Regions from separate parts of the Homo sapiens genome. Here region 1 is linked to region 2. Evidence: read pairs that join two places in POLR2A ChIA-PET (ENCODE). Cell type or tissue: MCF 10A. All regions are shown on one strand. Each heading gives the region's core, and the rest is flanking DNA. Links, peaks and the distances in the headings are about the cores only.

The links. Peaks named below come from ENCODE experiments on the same cell type or tissue, not always from the same donor. Only the 100,000 strongest peaks of a DNase experiment are listed, where the experiment ranks them.
Region 1: POLR2A ChIA-PET joins it to region 2 with 7 read pairs; 2 of 35 experiments call an interaction of 5 or more read pairs at or near these places.

The regions. Positions count from the first base shown.
Region 1 is chr1:90,973,542-90,976,466 of GRCh38, reverse strand. All of the region lies in intron 2 of ZNF644 (zinc finger protein 644), which reads left to right. Among named protein-coding and RNA genes, the nearest start is that of ZNF644, 47 kb to the left of the region's middle. RefSeq lists an enhancer at 1,900-2,793. In MCF 10A, for the core only: no CTCF peak of the experiment used is centred there; no DNase peak of the experiment used is centred there.
Region 2 is chr1:91,862,814-91,865,738 of GRCh38, reverse strand. The region is part of intron 1 of TGFBR3 (transforming growth factor beta receptor 3); the gene reads left to right. Among named protein-coding and RNA genes, the nearest start is that of TGFBR3, 22 kb to the left of the region's middle. In MCF 10A, for the core only: no CTCF peak of the experiment used is centred there; a DNase peak (open chromatin) is centred at 1,218.

The sequences.
Region 1 (2,925 bases), core at 140-2,639, 890 kb after region 2:
TTGGTCTAAACTGTAAATAAAAGTGCTAAATAAAACAAGGCATTCAGTAAGCCTTTATTGAAATCTAATATTCTAGGCACTGTGCTATATGTTAGGGATGCATTAGTCATTAGAATTCCCAGTACCATGCAACTAGTTATAGTACAAGTGATGAACACAATACTGCCAAGTCTGAGTAGTATAGTGTAGTAGTAGGCCTGAGGAGGACGTTTTTAAGGAAGAAGTCAGGAAAGGCTTCATAGAGCAAGATATCATTTAGAGTTGAAAAAAAGAATAGAATTTTGACCTTGGGAAAATATGGGCAGAGGGGGCATGAACTAAAGCTCTTATTTTAGTTGCTAGACATTATTTCGTAAAAACAGTTTCATTTAACTGGATGTCCATATTGCCAGAGTTACTGGCAGTTTCTTAAATGTACTGAAGTTCACATTTTACCACAGCTTAGGAATTTATTATTTGAACTGTTTCCTTGTGCTATTTTTTCAAACTGTTTAAACAAGTTTAATTTTTTTGAATACACCAAGAAATAAATGATACTGTGAAAGCCTTCATACTCATCATTATTTTGATTATTCTAATGTTACACTTAAGGGTAAGAGATTCAGAAATAATGAATGACTGGCTTGAGGTCAGGTAGATAATTGCAGAAACAGAATTGGAACCTAAGTCTTCTGACCTCTGATTTACTATTCTTTTGAGATGACCATTAAAGTAGATATTTGAGGCCAGGCGTGGTGGCTCACACCTGTAATCCCAGCACTTTGGGAGGCTGAGGCAGGTGAATTGCCTGAGGTCAGGAGTTCAAGACCAGCCTGGCCAACGTGGTGAAACTCTGTCTCTACTAAAAATGCAAAAATTAGCATTATTTGGGTGTGGTGGCAGGCACCTGTAATCCCAGCTGCTTGGGAGGCTGAGGCAGGAGAATCACTTGAACCCAGGAGGCAGAGGTTGCAGTGAGCCGAGATCGCGCCATTGCGCTCCAGCCTGGGAGACAGAGCGAGACTCTGTCTCAAAAAAAAAAAAAAAAAAAGTAGATATTTGAAACTTTTAGGGTCTTCTAACTAGGCTGAAGCCCGTGGGCTCAGTAAATTTTTGTTTAATATTTTATTGATTCATCTGATGTTTTATGAATTGGTGATTGTAATTAAGTTGGTTTTAGATCACACTTTACTAGTCTGAGGAGAAAAGATAACTAAATATGTAATTATAATCAAGTATCATTAGTACTGTGATAGTCTCTGTTCCTGGAAGGCAAGGGCCATGTCTGTTTTATTTCTTAAGATATATTCAGTACTTTAATATAGCTAATACTTTACTCATAGACATTTAATAAATGTCTATTTAATGACTGGATGGAAATATGGCAAGGCCTCCCAGAAGTGACACTTAAACTGAAACTTGGAGGAACTGTTGGTGATTAATGTGGATAAAAAATGTGGGGAAGGACTGTTAGCAGAAGAAATAGCATGTTCAAAGGATGAGAGGTAACAGAAAGGGAAGATTGCTGGAACTGAAATAAATGTAAGTTTTGAATGTAGAGCTCACCGTGGGGTGTGGATGTGGGGAGTGGCTAGTCTCAAGAGATTAGACGAGAGAGTAAGGCTGGGCTATTTTATTGAGGTTTTTATAAACCATTGAAGGAGTTTAAATGTGAGGAAATGACTTTATTCTATCTGTTTTAGCAAATGAACCTAATTAAAATGGGGAGAACAGATCACAGGGAAAGCTGGATTGGATTCAGGATGACTAGTTAGTATGGGGAGCATGCTGGCCTGACTTGAGAGTGGTAGAAGTGGGGATAGAAAGATGTGGTTGGATTTGAGAGAGATTTACACAGCAAAAGAGACCAGCTTTGGTGGTTAATTGTAATGGAGGTGGGAGTAGGAGAATAAGAAAGGAGTTAAGTATGACTCATGTTTCTAGCTGGGCAGTAGTGCTGTATTATTCACAGATAGGAACTGTGAAGAAGAACATTTGGAGAGAACAAGAGCTACATTTTAGATGTATTAAGCTTTAAGTAGCTCAGGACTTCTGAGTAGAAATGTCAGGTGGCAGTTAGATATGAGACCTATCTATAACTCGAGATGTGAGAATCATCAGCGTGAAATCTTAATGTCCCTCAAATTCTTTTTTTTTTGAGACAAGAGTCTTGCTGTATCCCTCAGGCTGGAGTGCAGTGGCGCAATCTTGGCCCACTGCAATCTCTGCCTCCCAAGTTCAAATGATTCTCATGCCTCAGCCTGGGATTACTGGCGCCCACCACCTTGCCCAGCTAATTTTTGTATTTTTAGTAGAGATGGACAGTCATGCAGGAGTATGATTAGAGGACAAAAGGGTATGATCTAATGGTGATAAACTGGGGTGGACTTAGCAGAGCCTGTTTGTTCAGATTCTTCTTGGCATCTCTGTGTGACACATCTATACGGACACCTATCCCATAAAAGTTTTAGGAGAGAAGGGAGAGAAAGTCAGAGAATGACTTTCCTAGATTTTATGGCTTACTTCAGGGGAGAAAAAAATGAGAAAGTCAGAAGAGAGACCTTCCTGCTTCTGCTGTTTTCTCAAATGCCAAGGTGCCATATTTTGGGGGCAGCATTTCCTACATCTCATTACTAGGAAGTCACTTTCTCTTGATATTTATGATTGCAAACTGAGCCACCTATAAATTGAATGACTTAAAAGTATCACAAGATAATGAAGTGCTAAATATTGACGTCTCCTGCAGTGCCCTCTATAGATGACGGGCTCTTCTATTTTTTAAACTGGTAAAAACAAAAATCGTGGTTACCTTATATATATATATGTTTTCTTAAACAAAAGTTTATATGATGTTTACTCTTTCTACACTTAACACAGATATTTTTTGTCTGATGGATTAAAAATAAAAACCATGATAAATGCAGACTTATTTAACATTTATATAGT
Region 2 (2,925 bases), core at 223-2,722:
GGGTTTCACCATGTTAGCCAAGATGGTCTCGATCTCCTGACCTCGTGATCCACCCGCCTCGGCCTCCCAAAGTGCTGGGATTACAGGCGTGAGCCACCGCGCCCGGCCAAGTTCTCAGAATTTTCTTATGTTCATTGATGAATACTAAGTGTTCTTCAGTTCATCAAAGTTCACCTACCTTTTAAATGGAACATGTTGCTTTGAAATGTGGGGAAAATGACTATTATTCCAAATTGCTCTTTCATGATCTCAGAGTACCCTATTTATATTTCTACTTTTTTTTTAAATAAATACTTTAAGTTCTAGGGTACATGTGCACAATGTGCAGGTTTGTTACATAGGTATACATTAGGTATACATGTGCCATGTTGGTTTGCTGAAACCATTAACTCATCATTTACATTAGGTATTTCTACTTTTTTTTTTTTTTTAAGTGAAAGCAAGTTTATTAAGAAAGTAAAGGAATAAAGGAATGGCTACTCCATAGACAGAACCTATATTTCTTTCTTTCTTTTTTTCTTTTTTTTTTTTTTTTTGAGATGGAGTCTCACTCTGTTGTCCAGGCTGGAGTGCAGTGGCATAATCTCGGCTCATTGCAATTTCCCTCTCCTGGGTTCAAGTGATTCTCCTGCCTCAGCCTCCCGAGTAGCTGGGATTACAGGCACGTACCACCACGCCTGGCTAACTTTTGTATTTTTGGTTGAGCTGGAGTTTCGCCAGGTTGGCCAGGCTGGTCTTGAACTCCTGACCTCAGGTGTTCTGCCCAGCTCGGCCTCCCAAAGTGCTGGGATTACAGGCATGAGCCACTGTGCCCAGCCAGAACCCATATTTCTAAAGAAAGCATTTAGTTCATAAAGTCCAGAGATTCTTTGAGGTCAAAAAGTCAGGATTGGGAGTCCCTGATGTTTGCAGTCAGTGTGGTAGAACCTCACAGAAGAAAGAGGAGTTTGTATTTCGTTAGTTTTATCAAAGCTACAACTTTTCGGAAGCCTTCAGTCCATCCAGCATTCCAGGGAACTGATTCCTAAGTCGGGTGTTAAGGCACTGAGGTGTACAAGTTGTGGCCAAAACTGGAGTTCAGCTGAATGAGAATGACACACTTCCCTTTTGCTTCTCCTCTGCCTTGGGAATCTTTCACCACACTGGGGAGATTAGACAAAAACCTTCTGCAGTTTATTTTCTTTTTGAACAGTTACATTATGGAGAGACTTTTAAGCTAAAAGAAGAAAAGCTCCCTTTTTGTTACAAACAGCAGTGTGTAGTTTCAACTTGTCCAGGACTTCCTCAGAGATGTTTTAAGATCCGGTGTAAACTTGCTGTGGTTTGCCTTTGGGCATCAAACTGTTTAGCTTGGCTCTATTATATCTGTAATTGCTGCATTTTAATAATTGCCCAATATTCTTGTCAGCAATTTGCAGCCTATATTTTTAATGGAACCATTTGCCTTTCTTTTCCACAGGTTTGTTCAGACCTGGCTTAAGCCCCTGGATTAACGCAGCACAGACCCTCAGACCCACTGCAGCTGTGGGCAGGGTGACGCAAGCTCATTAAATATTCCCACAAGCCTCGTGCCGCTTACAGTTTATGTGCTTCATAAAATCCTCTGGGAAGTCATCTTCTTCTGAGATCTCCTTACAGGGATTTGCTTTATAAAAGTTGTCTTTAACATTTGCTGAAATAGCATATTGTTTCAGAGAGGTTTTTCCTTATCAAAATTATTATATAGGCAGGAGGCACTATAGTTCTTGTGAACCAATTCACTAATTTAGGGAATCTAATATTTCGAAGGGAAAAAAATAGAGACAGATCCTCTTTGTGGTGGTTGAATTTTTAAGTTAACGGAGAAGATTTCCATATGATCAGAGTTGATGTGGAATTATGGTGACAGAAATGTTCGACTTAGAGGGATAATAAGTCAGTTTAATGGCTCCCAAATTATCTCTATAATTTAGTCAGCTTTTGAGACAAGACCGTTGTGTCATTGATGACTTATGCCTCAACTTGACTGGTAATTTTGTTCTTTTAGTGAGTCCACTCTTTAGCTTATCTCCTTTTGACTGTTGTAATGTTTATTTTTCAGTAAACAAAAGATTGAACTGGATTTACAGTAGCTAAGAATTACATAAATAGCTATATCTTAATTTCTCCACTTTATTGGTATAAATAGCTCAAAGAGAATGGACAAGTAGTGATACAGTACAGTAATTGTAGCTAACATTTATTTGGTTGGTTGTTACGTGCTAGGGACTGTTCTAAGCATTGTGTATGTATATTAACTAACTGAATCCTCACAACAGCCTACCATACATTTCCTACCACAGGATATGTTCATTCAAGAAGAGTAAGCTGCCTAACATTACCATTTGGTAAGGGGCAGAGTGGATTCACACCCAGGCAGATTTTTAATCTTTATCATAATCCGTATGCTATTCATACTAGGATTTTAATCACTATCGTATATCAAGATTGAACCATAGTGGCCTCCTGCCTATATAATAATTTAGTTTCAAGACATATCTAAGAAATTCTTTTTGAAATTGGAACTTTACTGTTATTATTTCTGGATAGGTAATACTTGCACATGGTATTAATACAAAACCCAGAAGGGAATTCAGTGAAAAGCTTCTGCTCCCTCCCACCCCTGTCCTGCAGTCACCCTATTTCCCCCGTTCTCATAGGTAAAGTTACAATTGCAAAGAGCCATTTTAAATATCTCTCTTTGTCACTTGATGCAATAAATTAAGACCATTTAATTAAAAACTCATTTAAAATAATTTTTTTTGTACTGTTATCTACAAGCGCCCACATTGGCTTTGTCTCTGAAGGTAGCTATGGGCAACTCCTGTTGCGTGATATTTCCTGAGTGAGGATGACAAGGCCACAACCCCCAGGTGTGTGAGATGGCTCCCGGAAATGCCACCATTC